2 separate regions of the Homo sapiens genome follow, and region 2 is linked to region 1. A link is an interaction called in ENCODE POLR2A ChIA-PET data of the cell type or tissue named here. Cell type or tissue: GM12878. All regions are shown on one strand. Links, peaks and the distances in the headings refer to the core of each region. The heading gives the core; the rest is flanking DNA.

Region 1 (5,603 bases), core at 41-5,040:
CTTCCCCTGCTGATAATGGTATGTTAGATAATTCAGACGAATCCTAGTACTAAGACAAACAGAAAACCTGAAGTACATACATACATACACACACACACAGTATCTGGCCTCTGACGTTACTTTTTCTCCTAAGAATATTTTCTGATTCCTAAAGAAAAGGCTAAAAGGCCAAGAAGTACCTGTGACAGCCACTGGCTAAAGGGACAAAAGTTAAATTCCAAGGCCTAGGATGGAAGGGCCATCTTTGCACTGGGACCCTGGAGAGTAAATTAGACTCTAGAGTAAATGTCACCCAAAAGTAAACTGATGCTAATTTTAGAATGACCTCAATGCCTGATGCTAAAATAAGGTTATACAGGATTACTAGCATTTCCAATCAACTGTTGGAAGCAAACACAAATCCTCACTATAGGAAGAAAGTCATCCTAGGTCTCAATTAAAAAAATTTTTTTTCACATATACAACATCCATTGCTCAGCCCAATAAAACCAGGCACATATGACGAGACAGGATGGCACTGATAAAAAGTATGGAATAAACTCCAGAAACTAACAAAGAAGTTTCAAATAATAGGGTTACCAGACACAGTCTCTAAAATAACTGTCTTTAATATATACCAGGGGTTGGCAAACATCTTCGTTAAGAGCCAAAGAATATATATTTTAGGTTTCACAGGCCACATACAGTTTCTGTTGTATGCTTTTTTTTTTTTTTTTTTTTTTTTTTACATCTTTTTAACAACTCCTTAAAAATGTAAAAATCATTCTTAGCTCACAGGTCATATAGCTCACTGGTCAGAATTGGTCCAGTTAGTGATCTATCATATATATAGAGAAAAATACAAGACTAACAATATCAGCAAAGAAAGAAAAATAATTAAATGAAAAATCTAGAACTAAAATATACAATTATGGAAATTAAAAAGCCAACAAGTGGGCTTAATTAAAGATTTGACAGAGCTAAGAAGAGAATTTGAAAAGTAAAGACTAGTCTGAAAAATATCCAGAATGAAGCATGGAGAGGAAAAAAGGTGAAGGTGGGAGAGAAGGGGTAAGAGCCACAGGAGATTCAGTGAGAGAATGTGACATCTGAAAAACCAGAGCCTGAGAAGAGCAAGTACACAGAAGCAAGATGATAGCTAAGCATTTTCCAAAAGTGACAAAAGATCTAAAGTCACAGATCAAGGAGGTTTAAAAACTCCCAGCAAGATAAAAAAACAAACAAACAAACAAAAAACCCACCCCAAAACAAACAATCCCCCCATACCTATGCACACCAGGGTACATGTGGCAGGGGGTGAGGTGGAGTATCAAGAGAAAAGTTTTAAAGTAGCCAGGAAAAAAAACCAGAGTGATTAGATTACTTTGGCAGAAGCAATTAAACTGACAGCTGGCTTCTCAACATAAATTCTGGAAGCCAGAAGACAATTGAGTGATATCTCCAAGAGCTAAAATTCTATACCTAGCAAAAACAGTCCTCAAAAAAGGGAAAAAATAATTTTCAAATAAAGAAAACTGAAGGAAATAATTCCTTAGCAGTCCTACAATGAATAAAATCCACTGGGAGAAGAAAAATGACTCCAGATGGAAGCTTTCAGGAACAAGAAAGAAGAAAAACCAAGGAAAATGGGAAATGTGTGGGTAAATCTACATGAATGCTTACTATATAAAATAGTAACATTAATATCCCATGAAGTTTAAAATACAGTAATTAAAATACAACTACAGAATGTAAGTCTGGAGAAGGGTAAATGAAGCTATTAGAGTGCTCTCAGTTCCTTGCACTGTCCATGAAGCTGTAGTAGCAGACTTGATAGGTGAAGAATGTGTTTTGTAATTTCTGATTTAAGAAAAGCATAGTAAAAAAGTGTATAACTATAAAGCTAACAGAGGGGAAAATATTAAATAATCAAAGAATGGAAAAATATAGACCATGCAAACACAACCAAAAGAAAGCTGATATAGCTTATAGATGGGAGAGGGAGAGGGAGAGGAGGAGAGAGAGGGAGAGGGAGGGGGGAGAGAGAGATTGAGAGAGAGAGAGAGAGAGAGAGAGAGAGAGAGACTTGCTCTGTCACCTACGCTGGAGTGCAGCGGCGCAATCTCGGCTCACTGCAACCTCTGCCTCCTGGGTTTGAGTGTTCCTTTTGCCTCAGCCTCCTGAATAGCTGGGATTACAGATGTATACCACCATGCCCAGCTAATTTCTGTATTTTTAGTACAGAAGGGGTTTCACCACATTGGCCAGGCTGGTCTCCAGCTCTTGACCTCATGTAATCTGCCTGCCTCAGCCTCCCAAAGTGCTGGGATTACAGGCGTAAGCCACCTTGCCTGGCCAAGGTGATGGATATATTAATTACCTTGATTTGTTTCACAATGTGAACATGTATCAAAACATCACACTGTACCCCATAAATACATGCAATTATTATTTGTGAATTACAAATAAATTAAAATTAAAAAAATTTATAAGGCAAAAATGTCATCTACAATTATGCCATAAATTTTTAATACAGATTTCAGTAGCAGTCTGAATAAGCAAAATACACGAAAACAGAACAAGTAAAGATATAAAAGATACGAACATAATTAACAAACGACCTAAAGAGTATAGACATAGAATAATGGAACCAAAAACTCCAGAATGCATTTTCTTTTAGGGCACAAATAAAAACATTTGTAAAAATTTACAATTAAGGCAAGTCTCAACAAATTACAAAAGACTGAAACCAGGGAATATTCAGCAATAACACGCAAATAAGGTAGAAATACATAACAAAAAGATAAATAGAAAACTATCATGTTAGAAAATTGTAAACAATCCTCTATTGAAATAGCCCATAAATCCATGAAGTCACATTGGAAATTAGAAAATATTAAAACAGAAAATTAAGATGCTATATATGAAAACCTGTGGGATAAGTTAAAGTCATGCTTAGAGGCCATTTATAGCTCTACTATGTATATCAGAAAAGGCAGCAAAAAATTTAACAAAGTCATAATTGCTTACAATACAGAATATTGATGAGGGTATGATACAGTTCAAAGACCTTCCTCCCACTTAGTTTCTATCATTTAGATATGAAAAAAAAAAACCTCATCTGGGAATGAAGTAGTTGGAAAGGCAAACACTGAAAATAGTTTCAAAATGTGTGGTGTTTGGTTGGGGTGTCAGGGGTAGGAGATAGTATATATTGCAAATTCCTACAGAGGTAAGAAGACCAAGGAGAAGAATGTCATTCATAAAAGTAACACAATGAACCAAAGCCAGAAGTCTCCCAAGTGGCTTCATAGTACTGACAATGTACTGAGCAATCTTCACCCTCACTAAACCCTAAAAAGGAAGTGTTATTATTATCTCTATTTTACTGATGAGGAAACAGAGGAAGTACGATTAAGCAACTTATCCCAGATCATACACTCAAGTAAGCAGTAGAGTTGGGAATCAAACCCAGGTCTGACTCTAGCATTTTTCTGTTATATTCTACTTTGTGCCAGGAACTCTGCTGATGACATAAAAATGAAAACATATGGGCCCTGCCTTCAAGGAGCTCAGTCTAATACTGGACAGTGGAGACAGATTTATAAGCAAATAGCATCTGTTTTCTACTTCATGAAGAAAACTTCATACAGGAATTCCCTCAACCTCCTTACACAATGGGAATAATGATGCTGACTGCAATGAACATTTGAGTGCCCACCATTTGTACCAAACATACACTTCTACATGCCTTTCACATAATTATCTAACCTAACATTCAAACAACAAGATGAGGTAATACTATGATTATACCCAGTTTATAGAGTAGGAAACCTAATCTTAGAGATGTTATAAAGGTTTCCCAGGGTCACATGGCTAGGAAACTGGGGTCCTGGGATCTGAAACCCAGGCAGCCTGACTAAATCCGTTACTCTTTCCTACTAAGTTGTTTCCTGATACTTGGTTGGGAGTTCACAACACCCAGTAGTTTATCTTTTCTTTGTATCAAATGAAGCAAAAAGGAAAGGCTTTTCCTCCAAGAGAAGTTCTTGGTTCCCTAAATCTTCTCCACTATCTCTCAGCTTACCTGCCCTTTCTCTTTCTCTTCCTGATCTACCTGGACTCAACAGCTGATCTTTCATCAGCAAACTCAATTCATTTACCCCATTGTCCTTCCAGCCCACCAGGTCTGACAAAACTTCCCATTTTCCACAGCATCCTTCATCCATTTCCTATATCTGAACTTCTGTGCTCTGCTGGAGATCACATGTCCACAAGGCCTACTGTTAGTTTTATTTGAAGCAGCAAGAAAGTTTTTTAGCTAACAACTTGAATACAGACATTATGAAGTTACAAAGTCTGCTGAATACTTTGTATATATAGAGGGGGGTGGGGAAAGAGAGGTATTGAGAAAAGGCTAGAGGTAGAATATAATCAGCAATGCCAAGCTAGGCATTTTGAATTTGGTTCCTATAGACAATATAGAGCTACTATAGGTTTCTGGGAAGGGCAGTGATATAAGAGCTACTATATTTCTCAGTTAGACTAGATTTTGTTACAACAATAGGGGGCCCTCAGATCACTAAGGCTTACCCTAGTGAAGTGTACAGGCAACTTTTGGGGCAACTGCCTTAGTATACAGAGACTCAGATATCCAAACTGTTTAGGTATTTTTGGCTCTGCCATCTCAACATAAGGCCACTTAGGTCACAACAGCAGGAAAAAAACAAAACAACAACAACAACAAAAAAAAACAGCTGGAAGAGAATGTTAACCTTGCAAGTAATCAGGGAAATAAAAACTAAAACAAATACCTTTTCCCCATCAAATTGGCAAAAAACAAGTATGATAATACAAAATGCAGGAAAAATTATGGAGGAAAACAATATTCTCATAAACTGCTAATGGGAGTATGAACTGGTATAAACATTTTGGACAACAATTTGAGGAGTAGCCACTTTGGGGAGCAAATGTAAGGCTACATTTAAAATGTATATACCTTATGACTCAATATTCCTCTTAGGGTACCTACTGTTAAGATCACTCTGGAAGCACAGAAGGTGAAATAGAAGAAAATGATACACACAAGAGATAGGAGACACTAGTTGAAGCACAAGACAATGGAGGCCTTACAAAATTAAAAGTAAGCCACCAGAATTATAAGATGCTTCTAGGGGCCAGGCGCGATGGCTCACGCCTGTAATCCCAGCACTTTGGGAGGCCGAGGCGGGCGGATCACAAGGTCAGGAGATCGAGACCATCCTGGCTAACACGGTGAAACCCTGTCTCTACTAAAAATACAAAAAATTAGCCGGGCATGGTGGCGGGTGCCTGTAGTCCCAGCTACTCGGGAGGCTGAGGCAGGAGAATGGCATGAACCTGGGAGGCAGAGCTTGCAGTGAGCCGAAACTGCGCCACTGCACTCCAGCCTGGGGGACAGAGTGAGACTCCGTGTCAAAAAATAATAATAATTATTATTATATATAATTATATATAATATAATATATAAATTTATAATTTATATTATATGTAATATAAATTTATATATTATATATCATATAAAATATATATTATATAATATATACTATATATAATATAAAATATATATTACATATAAATTTATA
Region 2 (5,603 bases), core at 217-5,216, 260 kb after region 1:
ACTCAGTCTCTGGTATTCTGTTATAACAGCACATACTGAACTAAAGCAGGGGATGTGGGAAGAAATTCTAACATCTGAGTACCTACTATGCCATTTAATCCTCAAAACAACTATCAGAAGGTAGGTATAATAAATACTGGGACTATCTCTTCAGTATCTACTTCCCCCTCTTCAGCCAGCATTTTGTGGGAGACTGACCTCACTACTAGCTCCAGATGTACTACCACAATCAGAGCAACTCCATTCCCCTTGCCACAGTAACCAAAATAGGTAGTCTATGCCTAAGCCAATCAGGTCATGATGACCATGAATAAGTTCAAGGGTGATATAAACAGCACCGAGTTTAGGACTTTTGCTGAAAATCTTGGAGTACAGAGTCTTGTCTCCTAGGCAGAGTGGTATGAGATAACAGATCAAGAGGCACTGCTTCTAGCATTACCTAATGACAAAAGAGAATGAAGCCTGAGGACTCAGCAATTAAGTGTGAGAACTCGAGTTTGAAAACCAAGTGGTCTGATTTCAGAATTAAGAGATGCAAGCATACACACAGACACCCCGCAGTACTGGGGCATGGATCTGAACTCATCAAGTCCATCACACCAGCTACAACTTGATAAAAGGCTGATAAGCCAAACTGAGGACTTTGAACTTGGTTAAGAACAAAGGCTCTAGAACTTAAACATCTAAGTTCAAATCTTAATTTCATCACTTAATAGCCACGTGACATGGGGTAAGATACTTAATTTCTCTGTGCCTGTTTCCTCATCAATGAAACAGGGATAATCAGACCTCTTTATAAAGCTATTGTGAGAATTAAATGAGTTAATAGGTGTAAAGCACATAAAACAGTGTGCAGCACAGATCAATCCTCATTGCTTAATGAGGAGTCAAGACTTCTGAGTGTTTTGATTAGAATTATGATCTAGGAAAATCAATTTAGAAGAACAGTGTGGGGCCAGGTGCAGCAGCTCACACCTGTAATCCCAACACTTTGAGAGGCCAACGTGGGACCACTGCTCGAAGTGAAGTTTGAGGCTGCAGTGAGCTAGGATTGCGCCACTGAACTCCAACTCAAGCCTGGGTGACACAGTGAGACCCTGTCTTCCTGCTGAAAAAAGTAGTAGTATGGTGTGGAGGGGAACACAGAACACACAAGAAGTGGGAAAGTAATGGAAAAGTTTCAAGAAAGGCATCAACGGTTTGTATAAGGTGATGACAGTGGAAAATGAAAAAGAACTGAAGCTACTAAGAATCTGAATCAACAGGACTTAACAAATGAGCAAATATGGCAATCAAAGACTAGGAGGAATAAACAATGATCTCTGATTTTCAACTTGGTAGACTAAGAGAATGGTGGTCCCAGAAACAGAAACAAAATCAAGAGAGAGTAGATTAGGACTCCTTTAAAATGAAAGAGGTTATCTTATGTTTTACATGGGAAGTTATTTTAAGCAAGTTTAAAATCAATAGGATTTAAGATAATTATTATATTAGTAAGAAGTGAGATCCAAGGCCAGGTGCAGTAGCTCACGCCTGTAATCCCAGCACTGTGGGAGGCCAAGAAGGGCAGATCACCTGAGGTCAGGCGTTTGAGATCAGCCTGGCCAACATGGTGAAACTCCCATCTCTACTAAAAATACAAAAATTAAAATAAATAAATAAACACAAATACAAAAATTTTTGGGCGTGGTGGCACGTGCCTGTAATCCCAGCTACTCGGGAGGCTGAGGCATAAGAATTGCTTGAACCCGGGAGGCAGAGGTTGCAGTGAGCCGGGATTGTGCCACTGCACTCCAGCCTAGGTGACAGACTCTGTCTCAAAAAAAAAAAAAAAAAAAAAAGAAGTGATATCCAAGTTTCATAAACTACACTTTAAAGCTGTATTTTTCTCTTTTTTTCAATAAACCCAGTGTAAAAAACAAATCTAATTCCACTACTTAGGGATGAAAAAGCAGATAAAATTAACAACCAAAATTATAATATTTGCACTTCTTACTGTGAAATTAAACTACCATATGATCCAGCAATCTGTCTACTGAATATATATCCAAAAGAAAGAAAATTAGTATGTCAAAGAAATATCTGCACACTCATATTTACGGCAACAGTATTTACACTAGCCAAGATATGCAATCAACCTAAGTGTCCATCAACAGATGAATGGATAAAGAAAATGTCGTATATATACACAATGGAATATTATTCAGCCATTAAAAAGAATGAAATTCTATTATCTGCGGCAATATGGATGAGCCTGGAGGACATGATGCTAAGTGAAATTAGGCACAGAAAGACAAATACCACATGTCCTCACTCACATTTAGAAACTAAAAAAGTTGATCTCATAGAAGTAGAGTAGAATAGTGGTTACAAGAGGCTGGGACGTGTATAATCCAATCAATTAAAAATACATATATTTAAAATAAATTAAGTAAAATAAAAATTCTTGTGGGTATGACAAATTTTTAAAAATCCCATTTAAAAAACAAAACTTCTGAAACATGATTCTTATAATTGTTGGTAATATTATGAAGCTAGCTTTTAAGAACTTCAGAAGCTCAAAATGTGACATAAAATCAGAACACTGCAAGTGAAAAAATAACTCGGCACTACAGAATATTTATCCTATAGAAATAATAGAAAGTTAAGTAGTGGGGCCATTTCCTCACATTTACTCCACATCTATCTCACTTTTCCCCCCAAACATTTATCCTCCCTACCAAAAAACCATCAAGGTCACCAATTTCCTCCATCTTGACTAATATAATGGACACTTTTCTGTTTCTCATTTCACGAGACCTGTCAGCAACCAGTATACAAACAATTTATCACTCACTCTATCATTTTTTAAACACTTTCTTTTCTTGGCTTCCCTAACACCACACATCCCTGGCTTTTCCCTATCTATCTTCTTGGTATATCTTCCTCTCTCAGATCTGTGTATTTTAACACATCCTCAGGGCGAAGCCCTCCGTCCTTTCCACTTCTCTATCTACACCCTTTTCCTAGATGATCTCTTCCATTCTGTAGTTTTAATACTAACCATACACACAAACTCATATCTGCAATCCCAATCTCTACTGTGAACTCCAGACTGACTTTATTAAACTGTCATCTCTACGTGGGCATCTCAATGGCAATTAAAACCAGACCAAATATCCAAAACAGAACTTTTGACCCTCTCCCTCTGCCCTTAAAATTGTTATTTCATTTATTCATTCTACAAATATTTCCTCAGCATATGCTCAGGCACTGTGCTGTCCACTGGCACAACAATGTGAACTTGGGGGAGACAAATTATAATAAATTATTAAAAGAGCTATAATGGATATAAAGTGTGTGTTCTGACAGAAAATGGGGAGAAGGTGGCTATTTTTGATAGCGTGTTTAAGATCAGCCTCTATACTGGCCTGGGCAACGTGGCGAAACCCCGTGTCTACAAAAAATAAAAAATTAGCCAGCCATGATGGCCCACACCTTGCAGTCCCAGCTATTCGGGAGGCTGAGGTGGGGAGATGGCTTAAGCCCAGGAGGCGGAGGTTGCAGTGACCCAAGATCGCACCACCGCTCTCCCGCCTGGGCGATAGAGCAAGAACCTGTCTCAAAAAAAAAAAAAAAAAAAAAAAAGGCACCTACTTAGTTGCTCCAGCCAAAAACCTAGGCATCTATTCCCCATACACAACCCCTTACGTGAATTTACAGAGTTCTGACTATAAAATAAATCTTGATGCTTAACACTGAAGAAAAGGCTCAAGTAAGCAAAGAAGAGAGACGTGGACAATGACAACTATGACAGATGTCACAGAAGGACATGCAATAAGCTATGAAACAAAGTTACAGTCAGACCTACTCTAGTCTGGAAGAAATCAGAAAAGGCTTCCTGGAGGAAGTAGTAATTAGAATAAGCCCAGATGATCACTACAAAAAGCCAAACAAAAAGGTATAAGGGACTATATCAAGAACAGGGAGCAGTACAGCTTGGCACATCCCAGAATCTAAAATAAATCAAAGGTGATAAACTCTTAGAAGGAGGAGTGTAGATTAAGACATAGGCCAGAAGAAAGCAAGAAGTTATCAAAGATTAATGAGGTCATGTCAAAAAGAAACAGAAGTCAACCTAAAAAGGCTTCCATTGGCCAAATATGAGACAATTTGACAGGAGTGGATTAAAACACACTAAAATCCAATAGCTCATGATAATCTTTTAAGATGATAATTAAAACAAAAAACCTGCAGTGAACAGCTCATTACCAATTACTTTGGAAAATGACAAAGGGAAATCACCTTTTATGCTCCCTTTTCTGTAGCAAGGAGTAACCAAATAGTTGATAAAAGTTATTCCAGCAAATAAATGCATAAAAAATTAGAGAATCAGGATATCACCATTTTGCAAACTCTAACAAAATAATGAATTCAGGCAATGATCAACAAAGAATGCTAAAATCATTAGTTAAAGGGCAAATTATGTAATAGAAGAATAAGGCTGATACCACCTGAAATCACTACAAGTGGGGCAACCAGGTAGGTAACTTTGATGAATAGGAAGTACACAACATCTACAAAATAATTTTATTGAAAAAAAGGGAATGTAAATATGATAAAATATCTAAATCGAACTTCAAGTTTTCAGGAAAGACAAGAAACAGAGAAATAGGTTATAGCAAACTTACAGCAAACCTGAGCATCAGAATTGCCTGGAGGGGCTTTTTAAACCACATATTGCTGGGAAACCATAAGACTGGAAAAGCCAAACACAGAATGTGGGGAATTTCACATTTAAGTGGGGGAGGGCTGTTATAGAATAAAATTTACTTAAGCTGCCTAACTGCAAATGCAATATACAGACTCTTAAGACTGATTCAAACAAAACTACCATAAAAAGACATATTGAGATGACACCAAATTGGAATATGGACTAAGAATGGCTTTTATTAAGGAATTTCTGTTAATTCTATTAACAATAATACTATAGTGGCTTTTTTAAAAAATGTCATTATGGAAAGAAAAAAAAAAAGTCAAGGCTAGCAAATTAGCAAAAGCCATACTATGTAGAATGGGCAAAAGCCATCCTTTAATGAGTCTGGGCCCAAACTAAGTGGTTTTTACACAAAACTGATATAACAGTAACAACTACTTCTGGTTCCTGAAAGCCATGTGCTAAGCACCACATTAAGTTCTTTACATGACTTATCTCTGAATCCTTAAAATAAACCTGTTATGAAGATATTAAATTCTATACATCATTTTGTCTCATTTTGTCTGCTGTTCATGATGATAACTGGCACTTTTTTTTTTTTTTTTTGAGACGGAGTTTCACTCTTGTTGCCCAGGGTGGAGTGCAATGGCGCGATCTCAGCTCACTGCAACCTCCGCCTCCCGGGTTCAAGCGATTCTCCTGCCTCAGCCTCCTGAGTAGCTGGGATTACAGGCGCCCGCCACCACACCCAGCTGATTCTTGCATTTTTAGTAGAGATGGGGTTTCACCACATTGGCCAGGCTGGTCTGGAACTCCTGACCTCAGGTGATCCACCTGCCTCGGCCTCCCAAAGTGCTGGGATTACAGGCATGAGCCACCGTGCCCAGCCACAATTGGCACTTTTTAA

Evidence for each region. ChIA-PET counts read pairs that join two places held together with the same protein. Peaks named below come from ENCODE experiments on the same cell type or tissue, not always from the same donor. Only the 100,000 strongest peaks of a DNase experiment are listed, where the experiment ranks them.
Region 2: POLR2A ChIA-PET joins it to region 1 with 5 read pairs; 1 of 35 experiments calls an interaction of 5 or more read pairs at or near these places.

Annotation. Positions count from the first base shown.
Region 1 is chr5:131,522,580-131,528,182 of GRCh38, forward strand. All of the region lies in intron 6 of RAPGEF6 (Rap guanine nucleotide exchange factor 6), which reads right to left. Among named protein-coding and RNA genes, the nearest start is that of RAPGEF6, 110 kb to the right of the region's middle. In GM12878, for the core only: no CTCF peak of the experiment used is centred there; no DNase peak of the experiment used is centred there; H3K27ac peaks cover 278 bases.
Region 2 is chr5:131,786,876-131,792,478 of GRCh38, forward strand. All of the region lies in intron 1 of FNIP1 (folliculin interacting protein 1), which reads right to left. Among named protein-coding and RNA genes, the nearest start is that of FNIP1, 7.3 kb to the right of the region's middle. In GM12878, for the core only: no CTCF peak of the experiment used is centred there; no DNase peak of the experiment used is centred there; H3K4me3 peaks cover 330 bases.